Regions from separate parts of the Homo sapiens genome. Here region 2 is linked to region 1. The links are chromatin loops, found by intact Hi-C in ENCODE. Cell type or tissue: HCT116. All regions are shown on one strand. Each heading gives the region's core, and the rest is flanking DNA. Links, peaks and the distances in the headings are about the cores only. Region 1 overlaps CYP27C1 (cytochrome P450 family 27 subfamily C member 1). Region 2 holds the start of PROC (protein C, inactivator of coagulation factors Va and VIIIa).

Region 1 (8,442 bases), core at 82-8,081:
ATCTCCAGTTCTGCAATTCTCCGCCCTATGCAGCTGCGAACCCCATGACCAAAGGGGATGGATCCAAAATTGTCAACTCTATCTAAGTCTCCTTTCCGCAGCCAGCGCTCAGGCCGGAACTCCTTGGCCCGAGGGAAGTTCTCATCCTGGTACGATGTGGCATAGTGGCAAAGGGCCAGCTGGGTCTGAGGAAATCAGGGATGACAGAAAAGGGAAAAGGGGCAGAATCACTCAAGAGCAGGGCAGGGCCCAGAGCCCTAGCCGGACAGTCTCCCGGGGTGCTCCCGCCTGGGGGCCGCCCGGGTCCACTCACACCCAGGATGGCAGCCGCTCCCCCCTTCCCACTCCACACTGCACCCCAAATGTCACTGCAGCCACTGAGAAGACCGTCGAGCCCTTCAGAGACTCCCAGCGGTGACTGGCCACTTCCACACGGCCTGGGGAGCAGGCCAAGGAGCATGGGCTGCCTTGCTGGTGAGCAGTAAGTTTCCAGAGCAGTGAGATCACACCATTCCCTTCCTTTCTCCCAACACCCCATCTTCATCTTAAAATACATGCAAAAGAAAAGGAAACCTATTGATCTCTGCTTAGGGACAAAGACTTCCTGAAGGTAGAAGCAGATTCCAATTCAACCCCGACCCGCAAGGCCTGGCCACCCCCATGGCCCCAAACTCACGCCTTTCGGAATCAGATACCCGCCAATAACCAGGTCTTCCTGGGTGACCCGGCCGTTCCCTGGCAGCACTGGAAACAGCCTGGAAAAGAGCCAGCGGGGACGGGAATGGCGTGGTGACTTTCACAGTATTTTATTGAACGTTCAGAACCCTGGATATATTCCCATTTCCATTAAAAATTCTTAAAAAGTAACACATGGTACATTTTCAACTGAAACATTTTGCAAGGACCTTTGCTGCTTCTTTGTTGGCTTGCTTTACCAGCGAGTATTCTGAGGAATGTGGAAAAGACTCCCAAAGCAAAACATTTGCAAAACACAAAGCCAAGCCTTTCACATGCCATTGTGTTCCCAGGAGGGAAATTCCAAGTTTCTAATATTTTATGTGACCACGGGACCACTTTATCAAGGAATAGTTCATAGGACTTAAGGCCCCATGAAATGCATTTGGAGAAAAGATACTTCGGCGATCGGATTATCTCAGAAAACCCTGAATAAAACTTTAATTGACAAATACCAATAAACCCCACAGCCAGCTGCTTCTTTTTTTTTAATTTTGAGGTTCAACAGCATGCTATATAGGTTGACGGTCATTATCAAGTCAGCTTTGAAAGAATTCTTTAGTATATACTGCAGAAAACAAGCTTTGCTTTTTGTCGCAGCATTTCCTCACAGAGGATGCCGTGTTTGGGGGAAGGGATGTAATCCGTCCCTAATCCCACCTCCTACCCAAACCATCCCCTCAACCCAGGACAACCCACATCCCTCCGGCTTTTCTGTTTGTCAGGAAAGCCCTGTCTGGGAGTAATTGAGCCTCACTGGGTGGCGTCTAAACCCAGATGAGAACATTCACTCAAGAACCATGAGGTTTGTATCCAGGTCTGCAAATCAGCTGAACAGGTCAAACTATTTTCCTAACAAATCGATCTTGTTTCGTGTTATCTTCAGAGGAACAAAGTCAAAGGCCATTGACCCAGGAACATTTTGGGAAACCCCCAGTAAGCCAATTGGCTAAAGCAGGGACAATATTCAATGACTGCTCCAAAGATCTTTTTTCTTTTTTTTTTTTTTTTGAGACAGAGCCTCGCTCTGTTGCCCAGGCTGGAGTGCACTGGTGCAATCTTGGCTCCATCACCTAACTTCAAGCGATTCTCTTGCCCCAGCCTCCCAAGTAGCTGGGACTACAGGTGCCTACCACCACGCCCTGCTAATTTTTGTATTTTTAGTAGAGACGCAGTTTCACCATGTTGGCCAGGCTGCTCTTGAACTCCTGACCTCAGGTAATCTGCCTTGGCCTCCCAAAGTGCTGGGATTACAGGCGTGAGCCACTGTGCCTGGCCCAAAGATCTTTACAGAGAACAAGGATTATGTCGACCCATAAAACAGAATGGTCTTTCTGCTATTCTGACAAGAGCAGAGAAAAAATAACAGTCACGAACATCCTCATCCTGAACAGGTCAGCCGGGGGGGCATTTGGAGGACTTGTTGTGATAGAGAACCAGGGACCTAAGGGACACAGTTTGTTGACGGATTCTGGCGAGCCTTTTACCTCAGGGTTTCCTTAAGGAGAGCTCTGACCAGCGGGACCTTGGGGACATCAGCTGCAGTTGGAACATGCCTTTCCCCTAAATTCTTCACAATCTCCCGGTACACCGTCTGCTGCACTTCTGGGTGCCTTGCCAGGAGGTACACAGTCCAAGACAAGGTGAAGGACGTCTAAGGAGAGAAAGTGGCAGACACAGGCAGGCAGTGAGTAACACCAGGGACTGAAACAGAGGCGGTGGCAGGTAGGAAGTCCCCTGGGAATACACACAGCACAAAGTCAAACTCATCCAATTCCATATAGCACCTAATGTCTTACTAAAAACGAAAGACTGTTTCCTTAATTCATGGCAAATAAATAAATAAATAAATAACTGAACGTATTTGGCAAGTGACATTGACTCTATGATTCATGTGCTCCTGTCATGAAGAGCCACAGGAAAAATGATCCTGGAGCTTTTTTTAATCACTGAAGAGCAATATGTCAGGGATGCCGTGGAGCCTGGAGGATCTGCTGGGACTTTGTGTGACCTTCTTTGCAGGGCTTGCTCGGTGTGTGCCAGAAAGGGCCTCAGGCTGCCCCCCGGCATCCCCAGGATGCTGGGCCCGGCCCACTCTGGCTGCCCTAATCTAGAGATTGGAGTGCACAGGAGATCACTAGTTAGCCATCGTGTCCTGCCTTCATCAAGTAAGGTCCACACAGAGCAAGTCAATAACTCGTCTATGCAAAGCAGTGTCTTTTTTTTTTTTTTTGAGACGGAGTCTCGCTCTGTCGCCCAGGCTGGAATGCAGTGACGCGATCTCGGCTCACTGCAAGCTCTGCCTCCCGGGTTCATGCCATTCTCCTGCCTCAGCCTCCCGAGTAGCTGGGACTACAGGCGCTCACCACCACGCCCGGCTAATTTTTTGTATTTTTAGGAGAGACAGGATTTCACTGTTAGCCAGGATGGTCTGGAACTCCTGACCTTGTGATCTGCCCACCTCGGGTCTCCCAAAGTGCTGGGATTACAGGCGTGAGCCACCACGCCCGGTCAGCCATGTCATTTTTTATACCTCTTCTCAAACCTTTCTACTTATTGAAAATAATTGTTTTATTCTCGTAGGTCCCAAGATTTTCGCTAAAATCAATAGTATCATCTATGGGACTACATTTCACTCTCTAGTAAACAAGGAAATGCCACAGTATAAAGGCCTTTCTCTTTCACCAAAAAAAAAAAACTAATTTAAGCAGGCAATATTGATATCATTTTCTTGTAGAAGATATCACGTGTTTTAGAGGGCAGCCCTCTTGTATATATAATATAATGTGCAAGGTCTTATAAATTATAAAAGATTACTTAGATGCTTCCTATCAAGAGAATAGAAAATTTCTATTTAGATCACATTTTTATGGAAAAAATGTGGTATATCCATACAATGGAATACTACTTAGTAATAAAAAAGAATCAATTACTGTTCTATGCCACCACATGAATGAACCTGAGTCATTCTTCTGAGTGCAGGAAGCCAGATGGAAAAGACAGCATGCTATATGATTCCATTCTCATCAATGTTTAGAAAAATGTGGCAGTGGTTTCATAAATGATTCCATCTGTCAAAAATCTGTATCGCATTATGCAGTTTAAATGGAGTTGACTATGCATAAGTTATACCGCAATAAAATCATACTAATTTTTAAAAATCAGTATGAAGTTGTAAGAATTTGTTCCCTGGCTTCTATTGTAGGATGCTAAAAGGAACAGCTTCCTTCTGAATGCCACCTCATTGTGATGTTCTTAGTTACCACCAGGGGACAGGAGGCACAAGCTCAGCGACGAAGCCATTCATTGATTTCTTCACCTTTCAAGTGGTGTCTTAATTTGAGCGAATCCACACCATCACATTCAGGTAGTTAATTAGAATTCTCATTGATTGCATCATTTAGTTTGCATTTAGTTCATATACTTTTTGTTTTATTGTTGCACAAAATCCAAAAGAATAAGGAGTTTATGCTGTGTGGGTTTGTTTTTGTTTTGTTTTGTTTTGTTTTTCGCTTTTACATGCTTAAGTGATATTACAATAAAAATAAAGCCTTGAGGCTTTTTTGCCCCTTTAAGATGTAGGTCTGTGCGGGGCGTGCCTTATTCAAGGCCGGGAAGCACCCGTGCAAAGGAAAAGCTTTGAGATGATGGGCTTGGTTGTTTAGTTTCCCCACCTGTTAATGAAGTCAATGACTCCTACCTTAGAGGAAGCTGTGAGACAGGCAGGGTGTGCGTGCAATGCTTTGGAAACAGCGAAGCGTCACGCAATCTTAATTCTCTCTTTCCACCCGACCACCAGCAGCACCCCAGCCCGCAGCTTCCCCAGTTTCCAGCCAGAAATTTCATTATCTTCCACCCACTGAAAGCATCAGCCTAGCTCCTCCCTGTTTTGCCATTTCCTTTTAGCAAATTTTACAACTGCTTTCACCTGTACCTACACGGCGATCATTTTCACACGTATCCTATTAATTGTATCATATTACACATGTGCTTTTGAAAGGAACTTGGCTCCTTATTCCCCCCGGACCATGCCACCCCCAGCCAGCCAAAAACCCATGTTAACTATCTAGTGTGTTCCCTCCACGCGCTGCTCTGTGTTCGCACAGTCACGGACAGATGTGCAGATGCACACAGCCGGGAGGGGGCGGTGCCGCTGCATCTTACTCACAGGACACAGTATACATGCTGGTCTGCCTCTTCCTTTCCCATCGGATAGCCTGTGGGTTCCCCCCAGGTTAATGGGCAGTGCTCTGTCTCATTCTGATATGAACCCTCCCTGGTCCCAGTGTATCATTGATCTGCCATGCTACTGGGCTCCATTCACAGGGAATTTGTTGATACACACACACACACACACACACACACACGCACTCATCAACCAAACTGCTTTAGTTTACTTTCTTTACACTCTCTTTAGCAGGTTTTGGTTTTGAAGTTATGTTGGCTTTATAGAACAAATTGGGGAGTGAATGAAATGAATTCTTGGCTTTATAAATAAATTCCATGGCCTGGAATATTTTAAATGATAACTAATAAGGTTTTTAATGTCTGTACCCTCTTCATGTATGAAATTATGAAACAATGACAAAATGTTTACAAATCAGGAATGATTTGTAAACTTTAAACATTTATTATCATTTTGTGTGTGTGCTAATGGAATTTTGGTTATGCTTTTCACAGAAATCATTATGCACCTTACATTTAATATACAATCATGCATCGTATAGTGATGTTTTGGTCAATGATGGACCCAATATACAATGGTGATCCCATAAGATTATAAAGCCACATTTGTACTGTAGCTTGCCAATGTTTAAGTATGTTAGATACACACATACTTACCACTGTGTTCCAGCTGCCCACAGTATTCAGTACAGTAACATTCCGTACAGTTGTGTAGCCTAGGAGTAATAGGCTCTACCGTGCAGCCTAGGTATGTGGTAGGCTACCATCTAGGTTTGTGTAAATACACTCTAAGATGTTCACGCAATGACAGGACCACCCAACAACGCATTTCTCAGAACAAATCTGCATCATTAAGTGAGGCGTGACTGCATACACAGAGTTTTCTCCTCCTGGAGCCCCCCAGCAGTGCAGCAGGCCTAGTACAAACATGAACAGTGTGCTAAACAAATCTGCCTTAAAAGTAGACAACGGCCAGTCGCAGTGGCTCATGCCTGTAATCCCAGCACTTTGGGAGGCCAAGGCGGGTGGATCACCTGAGGCCGGGAGTTCGAGACCAGCCTGGCCAACATGGTGAAACCCCCGTTGCTACTAAAAGTACAAAACATTAGCTGGAAGTGGTGGCGGGCGCCTGTAATCCCAGCTACTCTGGAGGCTGAGGCAAGAGAATCACTTGAACCTGAGAGGCAGAGGTTGCAGTGAGCCGAGACCATGCCATTGCACTCCAGCCTGGGCAATAGAGTAAAACTCCATCCTCCCGCTCCAAAAAAGTAGACAACGTCCATGAGGTGATGAGGAAGGGGTTATCGTGTGTTGCTTGCTGAGAACAGGACCCCCAGACTCACCGTGTCGACGCCGGCCAGCAGCATCTCAGTCACGTTGGCGTAGATCTCCTGCAGCGTCAGAGCCTGGCTAAGGAAGAGGTATGTGAGAAGTCCCCCGCTCACCCTCCGGCCTCGGTCCATTTGGTACTGTATGTCCCTCAACTTGTTGTCAACATGAATTTGGCCTGTTTGAAAACAGTATTTCTTTTGAAAGGAGTTTGGGTTGAGAATCATCTTTTCAGTCTCAAAGCCCTCTGTCCTCCCAGTAGCTTAACTAAACCAGTGGCAGGTGACAGAGGGTAAGGAAACCCAATTTATCTAACGTCAACCTGGGAGTTTCACTCATACACTTGCTTATGTAAATGAATGAAAAGTTAAAAGACAAGCTAAACGTATCTTCCTTTTTAAAAATAAGCTGTAGGATATTTGCAGATGTTTGCTTTACTAATCCAATAGCCAAATAAATTATTTATATAATATGAGTAACAAAATGCAAACTCTTTTATTTTTTTCTACCACACTTTCAGAAGAGAAAATGAGTGGAGGGGAAAAGGCCACACATTATTATCTGGGATGTTACCATACAGCACAGACTTCAGGACTTCTATATTCAAATAAATGTTGTGGTTGTTGTTGTTTCCTTAAGACAGAGGCTCGCTCTGTGGCCCAGGCTGGAGTGCAGTGGCAGGATCTCGGCTCACTGCAACCTCCGCCTCCCGGGTTCAAGCCATTCTCCTGCCTCAGCCTCCCAAGTAGCTGGAATTACAGGCACGCGCCACCACGCCCAGCTAATTTTTGTATTTTTAGTAGAGACGCAGTTTCGCCATGTTGGCCAGGCTGGTCTTTAACTACTGACCTCAGGTGATCCTCCCACCTCGGCCTCCCAAAGTGCTGGGATTACAGGCGTGAGCCACTGCACCCAGCCTAAATATTGATCTTGAAAAGACACCATGAAACACTTTATTCAGTGTTAGCATTGCTCTAGAACATTGTTCTAAGCATTTTGAAAATAATTTCTTTATTTTTGGCAATGCTTTTATAGTAAAAATTTTAGTCACATAAGAAAACAAATCTCTTTGTAATCTCACCTTGGATTTGAACAAAAATTGTCACATTCAAATGAATGTGCGTGGACCTGAAACTCTACATTTTAAGCACTGACCAATTTATTTGGAGTAAAGACATCATCTTGCATGGACATTTACTTGTACCTGTCCCTGCTAGCATGCTAGTGAAAATAAAAATTATTTTAAAATGAAAAAACTGATCATGTTACCTGTAGTCACAACCCACATGCTTTTTGCTTCTTTGAAAAACAAATCCATGGCCAGGCGTGGTGGCTCACACTTGTAATCCCAGCACTTTAGGAGGTCAAGGTGGGTGATCACCTGAGGTCAGGAATTCAAGACCAGCCTGGCCAACATGGTGAAACCCCATCTCTACTAAAAATACAAAATAATTAGCCAGGCATGGTGGCAGGTGCCTGTAATCGCAGCTACTCAGGAGGCTGAGGCATGATAATCACTTGAACCTAGGAGGCAGAGGTTGCAGTGAGCTGAGATCACACCACTGCACTCCAGCATGGGCGACAGAGCCAGACTCCGTCTCAAAAAAAAAAAAAATCCAAAAGTTATGGGTCCAAAAACTAACACGTGACTACATCTAGGCATCCTCTGCTATGGTCACCCATTGTCTGGATGAGAGTTAGACACACAACACGGCAGGTCAACCTGCTTCTGCAAAAGGTGCTCTCAATTCTTCTCTTACTGAATTTGAAGAGTCCATCCCAGGACCTGCAGAATTCCCGCCAGGGCTTTGGGATGAAGGGGCGAAGCCATCTGGGGATGGCGCCTGCATACATGGAGGTCTTGAACATGCTAAACATGAGCTCCAGGGCCTCGATGTATTCCACAGTCAGCTGTGGGATGCTGTTTTCCAGGCAGCCCAAACGACTCTCATAAAGGATGGTGGCCACTCCTAGACAGGAAAGAGAATTTGAAAACCCTCTTCTAGATTATTTACCATACCAACAGGCAATGTTGGGCCATAAATGCAACTTTCAAACGTGGTCCAGGTGCCTTTCATGAATGAGGCATCGTCCCTCTGAGGATTTCTCTGCATCCTGAACTGCAGGGTGCTGGCATTTAGGGCTGACAGGTGGTGCTGTTGCTGCTTCACCTAAGGAGCCCCACAGCCCTGG
Region 2 (8,442 bases), core at 360-8,359, 220 kb after region 1:
TGTGAAAAATCTCATTAAGTGCTTTTTCATGCTTTGAGGAAACTGAAAAGTAAATAAAAGCTTTCATTTTGAAAGCATCAATATCACAGGGAAGGAAACTCCACCCCTTTTTACTGATGTGTACAAAATGTGCAGGACACTTCGTGGCTAATATTTTTAACTTTTCTTTGGTAAAGCGTTCATAGACTGCATGGAATTTGCAAAAATTTACATTTGCACGGTCTGCCAAATAGGCAGACAGATGGGCAAAGTCATGTTTGTATTTGGACAAGATAGCATCAACATTCTTTTTTTTTTTCTGCAGGTGGATTAAAATCTTCATAGAAATAAAAAGGATGATTTGAAACTCCATTTTTTCAAATCAAAGTATTTACAAGTTAGGAGAACTGTTTTTCATTGCCATGATTGGATGCAGCACTTGGTTACTGTAGAAAGCATGATTGTTGGTGGGATCTGGCAGAATCCGCTGCATGTTGTAAAGGGTCAACACAGCTGCCATCGACATTTCTCCCTTTGTTCACCCACGTGATATTTCAGTTACAGCCTGTAAATGAGGAAATGTGCCCCTACTCAGTTTCAAAAAACAATCAAAGGAGCAGCACAATCACACAAATTCATTTTTGTAGTTTGCCCTAGCTAATTCAGCAGCCACTATTTTCAATTGGTGTCTTTTGTGGAGACAAAAAGCTTTTTGGTTAATGTGGACATACTTGCCTATCTCACTGAGGACTTGTGAGGCAGTCTCTACAGTCCCTTCTTCCACCATGCCCAACCCCGAATTCTCTCTGCTTATTGCGCAGTATCCCTTGTTTTGATTCTTTACCTCCCTCATCCAGTTGTCTGTGTCACTCCTCCTGTCGTTAAAATAACATGGCCATTTGGGTCACGCGGGCATTGATATTGCAACACCATTTCCTCATTTTCATCACCTGAATGCTTAAGAAAACATGGCCTCAGTAGTCACCATGCTAAAATTAAACTAGCAGTGTCTCAATACAAAGCACAACAATTAATCCGCAGGCAAAGTGGATGGTCACGTTCAAGATTATAGCGCGCTTAAGTTACATCACAAGGAGTGACATAATAATGGATGATCCACTATGGTGTACTACAAATCATGGTGGTTGTCCTCAGCAACAGACACTAAGGAAGGTGATGTGCCCATTTGGCACTAAAACCAGTGTTGCCTTCGGCCTCTGTTTCTGGGGTTGCCATGTGGGTTTTATACCTTTCCCCTAATCTCCTGTATCAATCACTGAAAACCTCGACTTTTCTCTTCCCAAGGGAGAGTTTACTTCCCTTTAACTTTTTGGCTTCTTCTTTAGGACTTTTAGTGTTAAAAATGGTACAATCCCAGACAAATGGGATAGTTGATCATCTTATCATGTTTATAGAATCAAGAAATAATGTCTCAATTTAAAAAGTCAATTGTATTTATAAACACTAGCAACAAACAATTGTAAGTTCAAATTTTTAAAATGCCACTTACAATAACATTTTTAAAACATGAAATAAGTAGGGATAAATTTAACAAAATATGTTCAAGACCTATACCTGAAAACAATTAAACATTGGAGAGAGAAATTAACAAAGAGCTGAATAAATGTAGAGAAATACCATGCTAATAGATGAGAAGACTCAACATTAAGATGTCTTTTATTCCTAAATTGTTCTATAGATTCAATTCAATCCAAATCAAGATTTCACCAGGAATTTTTTTTTTAGAAATTGAGAAATTGGTTCTAAAATTTATATAGAAGTAGAAAGGACCTAGAATAGCCAAAACAATTTTGAAAAATAAGAACAAAGTTGGAGGACTTACACTACTTGATTTCATGAGTTACTTGAATCTTGTAATAGCAATTAAGACATTATAATGTTGGCATAAAAATGAAAGATAGATTAACAGAACAAAATAGAGTCCAGAAGTAGATGTATGCATATACGGTCAATTGATTTCAACAAAGCACCAAAGCAATTCAATGGGAGAAAGGATAGTGTTTGCAAGAAATGGGACTGTGACAACTAGATCTCCATATATTTTAAAGAATGATTCTTGGCCCCTACCTCACACCATATACCAAAATTAACGAATTCAAAATGGGTCAGAGATGTAAATGTAAGAGTGAAAAACCATAAAGCTTCTAGAAGAAAACATAAGAGAAAGCCTTTGTGACCTTGAATAAGGCAGTGTTCTTTGGTAGGACACAAAAGCACGAATCATAAAAGAAAATGTTGATAATTGGACTTCATCAAAATTACAAACATCTGTTCATTAAAAGACACTGTTAAGTATAAAAGACAAGTCACAGACTGAGAGGAAATTTTTGCAAAATACTTAGCTGACAAAGGGCTTGTTACTAGGATACATACAAATTCTAAAAACTCAATTTAAAAAACCCTCAAAAACAAAGAAACAAACAAAAAACAGCCCAAAGACTTAAACTGGCACTTCACCAAAGAAGATATAAATAGCAAATTAGCACAGGAAAAGATGCTCAAAATCACCAGAGAAGAGGGAAATGAAAATTAAAGCTACAATGAGATACCACTACACATCTATTAAGAAGGCTAAAAATTGAAAATTAAAATTAAAAAACAACCGACAACACCAAATGCTGGTGAGGATGCAGAGCAACAGGAACACTCAGACATTGCTTGGTGGGAATGCAAAATGCCACCACCACTCTGGAAAAGTTTGACTTTATTTTTTTTTCCCAAAAGTAAACACGTACTCACCACATGACTCAGCAATCTTATTCCTAGATATTACCCAAGAGAAATGAAAACATATGCCCACACAAGGACCTATACATAAATGTTCTAGCAGCTTAATTTAATGATAGCCAAGAACTGGCAAATGGATAACAGATTGTGGCACATCTATATAATGGAGCCCAGTCAGCAATAAAAAGAAATAAAGTACTGATATAGAATTCCACATGAATAAATCTCAAAAGCTTTATGCTGAGTGAAAGAAGGTAGTCTTAAAAAGCTATGTACTGGTTGGGCACGGTGGCTCACGCCTATAATCCCAGCACTTTGGGAGGCTGAGGTGGGCGGATCACTTGCGGTCAGGAATTCAAGACTAGCCTGGCCAACATGGTGAAACTAAAAAATACAAAAATTAGGCAGGTGTGGTGGCGTGTGCCTGTAATTCCAGCTACTCAGGAGGCTGAGGCAGGAGAATCACTTGAACCCAGGAGGTGGAGATTGCAGCGAGCTGAGATCACACCACTGCACTCCAGCCTGGGCAAGAGAGCAAGACACCAACTCAAAAAAATATATATATGTGCTGTAGGATTCCCTTTATATGCTATTCTAGAAAATGCAGATTATAGAGATAGAAATCCAATCAGTGGTTGCCAAGAGTTGGGGTGGAACACAGAATTTCTGAGGGTGATGAAAATGTGTATATCATGATGTGGTGGTGGATGCACTATAACATACATTTGTCAAAACAAGCAGAACTGTACATTTTTAAAGTGTGAGTTTCCCTGTGTGTAAATTATACCACAATAACCTGACAACAACAAAAGAGAGAGACGTTGGACTGCATCCATCCCACTCCACTTCTTACCAGGGAGCTCCCGGGAGCCTCTCTAGTGTCTGTCCTCCCTGCCCTGCCTGGGGTGGGCTGAGCAGCACAGCGTCCCTGCAGAGAGAATGGAGAATGGGCAATGCCCACACAGGGGAGTGGCATGGGGTGAGAAGGAACCTTAGTCCCGTCAGCCCTGACCACCAGCCCATCTCTCATCACTGTTCAGCAGAGTGAGCTCAAGTTGGGTTTCTGGCATCTATTGGCAGAGCCAGGGCCAAAACGCAAGGGGTGGGGAGTGTTGTACAGGTTAGGGCTGACTGAATGATCAGCCCTAATCTGTACAACGGATCTGTGCAGTCTGAGCTTCCACACAGCAGCAGCTGTCCTTGACCCCTTCCCCTCCTAGTCGGCCCCTCCCTGACCTTCCCAGGCCTGTGGGAAGTCCTGTTAAGTCCCAGGCCATGTCCACTTTGTATAAAATACTTAAAAATAAGGCCAGGCACAGTGGCTCCCGCCTGTAATCTCAGCACTTTGGCAGGCTGAGGAGGGAGGATCACTTGAGGTCAGGAGTTCTAGAGCAACACAGCAAGACCTCCTCTCTCCTAAAAATTTTTAAAAATCAGCTGGGCGTGGTGGCACGGGCCTGTGATCCCAGCTACTGAGGTGGCTGAAACAGAAGAATCGCTTGAGCCCAGGAGATCTAGGCCGCAGAGAGCTGTGATCCCGCCACTGCACTCCAGCCTGGGTGACAGAGCCAGAGAGACCCTGTTTCAAAACTTTTTTAATTAAAAAATTAATAAAAGATTTAACGTGACCCTTATAACAGTCACCTGAGACGGACGCTGACCCCATTTTACAAATGTGGACATTGAGACACAGGGAAGTTAAATCCCCCTGTCAGAAAAAGGCTAGCGGAGGTTTAAGGCCGTGGGAACGTGACTCCAGAGCTGAGGGCTTTGGAACCCCGCCTGCTCCGGTAGTTGTGGCTGGCCTTGCCCCACACACATTTGGTTCTAGCTCCTTTGCTTGGGTCTTCATCCATGCAGCGAATTCCTTAGCCACAGGTGTCCCTCTGCTCTCTAACTCACAGCGAGCTCGCTGCCCAAAGTCCTGCTCCGGCTTCCTGGGTGGACCTGACCGCGTTCGGGTGCACGTGGGGCGACTCACACCTGACAAGTAAAGCGGGTGAGGCCGCGCCTGTGAAGGGCGCCTGGCTCCTCCGCAGGAGCGGTGCGGCGCGGCGCCCCCGGCTGGAACCAGGTGTAACTGCAGAGACCCTGGGATCGCAGGAACGGCTGGCGGCAGGACTGTCCCTACCTCGAGAAGGTGACGGGGTTTCCTGCGCTGCCAGCCGATGAGGCGGCCGTGACGCAGCCCGCCGTGCAGAGTCCCCGTCGGCCGACAGGCGTGCAGAGCTCTGCAGAGGACCCTTCCGCCCTCTGGGCAGCCTGCCAAGCCGTGGCACCCCCAACCCCCAGCACTGGGCACTTGGGAGCATTGCAGCCGCCCTGGCTCGTACCGGTGCCGGTGCTTTGGGCACCTGGGCTGGTTTGGACATGGGTGCCCCGGGCAGAGTCCATTTATGCAGGTCAGAATCAGTGTGTGGAGCCTGCATAGACTTGCCCTGGAGCGGCTGCCTGTGCTGGGGTGGGGAGGAGTAGAGGGCGAGAAGTTGGTGGGGAAGGGAAGCGGCGCCAAAAGAATACCCACAACATCTTGCACCTGGAAGGCAAAGCAGAGGGCAGTGATCTCTGCAGACTTGCGGGGGCGACGCCTGAAGCAAACAGGGACATACAAGCTGGTGCCTTCTGTGGTTGTGCATGGGGTCTTCATGCTTCCTGTCTGAGTTCCCAGAAGCTTGTCTCTGCTTTTCTAGGCAGCTGCCACAGCCTGTCACAAACAGCTCCTGGTTCTCCACTTCTCATAGTCTCGATTTCAAAATCCATTGCCTCACCCTCCACCTCCTCTCCACCTCCACCCCTCCTAGCACCTCCTGACTGCTTGTGTTCTGTGTCTCCCCACTGTCTCCCAACCTGGGGTGGGGTTGGGGGGGATGTCTTTCCTCCTGTCTGCTCTTTGATGTCCAGCTGAAGTGTCACCTCCTACAGGCAGCCTCCCCTGGCTATGCCAGCTTGTACTGATTGCCCTCTCCTCTGAATTCTGTAAGCATTTCCTATGTGTACCTGCCCCTGGGCAAGGTGGGCCTGACTTGTTAGAGTGTTAGAGTTTTACCCTGTTCCTCTAGGAGGGCCTGGTACCACCACAGCCCAGCATGGTGTGGTGCCTCAGCAGGAGGCATCTGGTTACAATCAACACAAGCTGTTCCAGCCAATTTAAAGAAACTTCAGGAGGAATAGGGTTTTAGGAGGGCATGGGGACCCTCCTGCACCCGAAGCCAGGATGTGCCACCAATCATAAGGAGGCAGGGGCCTCCTTCCGCTGCTCCCTGGGACTCTCTAGGTGTCCGTGGCCTCAGTCCCCCTCTGCACACCTGCATCTTCCTTCTCATCAGCTTCCTCTGCTTTAAGCGTAAACATGGATGCCCAGGACCTGGCCTCAATCTTCCGAGTCTGGTACTTATGGTGTACTGACAGTGTGAGACCCTACTCCTCTGATCAATCCCCTGGGTTGGTGACTTCCCTGTGCAATCAATGGAAGCCAGCGAGGCAGGGTCACATGCCCCGTTTAGAGGTGCAGACTTGGAGAAGGAACGTGGGCAAGTCTTCCCAGGAACAGGTAGGGCAGGGAGGAAAGGGGGGCATCTCTGGTGCAGCCCGGTTCGGAGCAGGAAGACGCTTAATAAATGCTGATAGACTGCAGGACACAGGCAAAGGTGCTGAGCTGGACCCTTTATTTCTGCCCTTCTCCCTTCTGGCACCCCGGCCAGGAAATTGCTGCAGCCTTTCTGGAATCCCGTTCATTTTTCTTACTGGTCCACAAAAGGGGCCAAATGGAAGCAGCAAGACCTGAGTTCAAATTAAATCTGCCAACTACCAGCTCAGTGAATCTGGGCGAGTAACACAAAACTTGAGTGTCCTTACCTGAAAAATAGAGGTTAGAGGGATGCTATGTGCCATTGTGTGTGTGTGTTGGGGGTGGGGATTGGGGGTGATTTGTGAGCAATTGGAGGTGAGGGTGGAGCCCAGTGCCCAGCACCTATGCACTGGGGACCCAAAAAGGAGCATCTTCTCATGATTTTATGTATCAGAAATTGGGATGGCATGTCATTGGGACAGCGTCTTTTTTCTTGTATGGTGGCACATAAATACATGTGTCTTATAATTAATGGTATTTTAGATTTGACGAAATATGGAATATTACCTGTTGTGCTGATCTTGGGCAAACTATAATATCTCTGGGCAAAAATGTCCCCATCTGAAAAACAGGGACAACGTTCCTCCCTCAGCCAGCCACTATGGGGCTAAAATGAGACCACATCTGTCAAGGGTTTTGCCCTCACCTCCCTCCCTGCTGGACGGCATCCTTGGTGGGCAGAGGTGGGCTTCGGGCAGAACAAGCCGTGCTGAGCTAGGACCAGGAGTGCTAGTGCCACTGTTTGTCTATGGAGAGGGAGGCCTCAGTGCTGAGGGCCAAGCAAATATTTGTGGTTATGGATTAACTCGAACTCCAGGCTGTCATGGCGGCAGGACGGCGAACTTGCAGTATCTCCACGACCCGCCCCTGTGAGTCCCCCTCCAGGCAGGTCTATGAGGGGTGTGGAGGGAGGGCTGCCCCCGGGAGAAGAGAGCTAGGTGGTGATGAGGGCTGAATCCTCCAGCCAGGGTGCTCAACAAGCCTGAGCTTGGGGTGAAAGGACACAAGGCCCTCCACAGGCCAGGCCTGGCAGCCACAGTCTCAGGTCCCTTTGCCATGCGCCTCCCTCTTTCCAGGCCAAGGGTCCCCAGGGCCCAGGGCCATTCCAACAGACAGTTTGGAGCCCAGGACCCTCCATTCTCCCCACCCCACTTCCACCTTTGGGGGTGTCGGATTTGAACAAATCTCAGAAGTGGCCTCAGAGGGAGTCGGCAAGAATGGAGAGCAGGGTCCGGTAGGGTGTGCAGAGGGCCACGTGGCCTATCCACTGGGGAGGGTTCCTTGATCTCTGGCCACCAGGGCTATCTCTGTGGCCTTTTGGAGCACCTGGTGGTTTGGGGCAGGGGTTGAATTTCCAGGCCTAAAACCACACAGGCCTGGCCTTGAGTCCTGGCTCTGCGAGTAATGCATGGATGTAAACATGGAGACCCAGGACCTTGCCTCAGTCTTCCGAGTCTGGTGCCTGCAGTGTACTGATGGTGTGAGACCCTACTCCTGGAGGATGGGGGACAGAATCTGATCGATCCCCTGGGTTGGTGACTTCCCTGTGCAATCAACGGAGACCAGCAAGGGTTGGATTTTTAATAAACCACTTAACTCCTCCGAGTCTCAGTTTCCCCCTCTATGAAATGGGGTTGACAGCATTAATAACTACCTCTTGGGTGGTTGTGAGCCTTAACTGAAGTCATAATATCTCATGTTTACTGAGCATGAGCTATGTGCAAAGCCTGTTTTGAGAGCTTTATGTGGACTAACTCCTTTAATTCTCACAACACCCTTTAAGGCACAGATACACCACGTTATTCCATCCATTTTACAAATGAGGAAACTGAGGCATGGAGCAGTTAAGCATCTTGCCCAACATTGCCCTCCAGTAAGTGCTGGAGCTGGAATTTGCACCGTGCAGTCTGGCTTCATGGCCTGCCCTGTGAATCCTGTAAAAATTGTTTGAAAGACACCATGAGTGTCCAATCAACGTTAGCTAATATTCTCAGCCCAGTCATCAGACCGGCAGAGGCAGCCACCCCACTGTCCCCAGGGAGGACACAAACATCCTGGCACCCTCTCCACTGCATTCTGGAGCTGCT

What was found. Hi-C counts contacts between places; a loop is a spot of excess contacts. Peaks named below come from ENCODE experiments on the same cell type or tissue, not always from the same donor. Only the 100,000 strongest peaks of a DNase experiment are listed, where the experiment ranks them.
Region 2: a loop joins it to region 1, with 11 times the contacts of the local background. A loop is called at or near these places in 5 of 110 quality-filtered maps.

What each region holds. Positions count from the first base shown.
Region 1 is chr2:127,193,113-127,201,554 of GRCh38, forward strand. CYP27C1 (cytochrome P450 family 27 subfamily C member 1) reads right to left here. Exons shown (of 9, transcript NM_001367502.1): 4 at 8,010-8,219; 5 at 6,264-6,427; 6 at 2,223-2,389; 7 at 677-755; 8 at 1-185. Among named protein-coding and RNA genes, the nearest start is that of CYP27C1, 23 kb to the right of the region's middle. RefSeq lists a silencer at 3,841-4,135. In HCT116, for the core only: CTCF peaks have their summits at 4,002 (motif pointing right) and 4,877 (motif pointing right); DNase peaks (open chromatin) are centred at 4,009 and 4,899; H3K4me3 peaks cover 1,148 bases.
Region 2 is chr2:127,411,269-127,419,710 of GRCh38, forward strand. PROC (protein C, inactivator of coagulation factors Va and VIIIa) reads left to right here and starts at 7,159. Exons shown (of 9, transcript NM_000312.4): 1 at 7,159-7,224. RefSeq lists enhancers at 4,120-4,882, 5,263-5,322. In HCT116, for the core only: CTCF peaks have their summits at 4,798 (motif pointing left) and 5,001; a DNase peak (open chromatin) is centred at 4,823; H3K4me3 peaks cover 908 bases.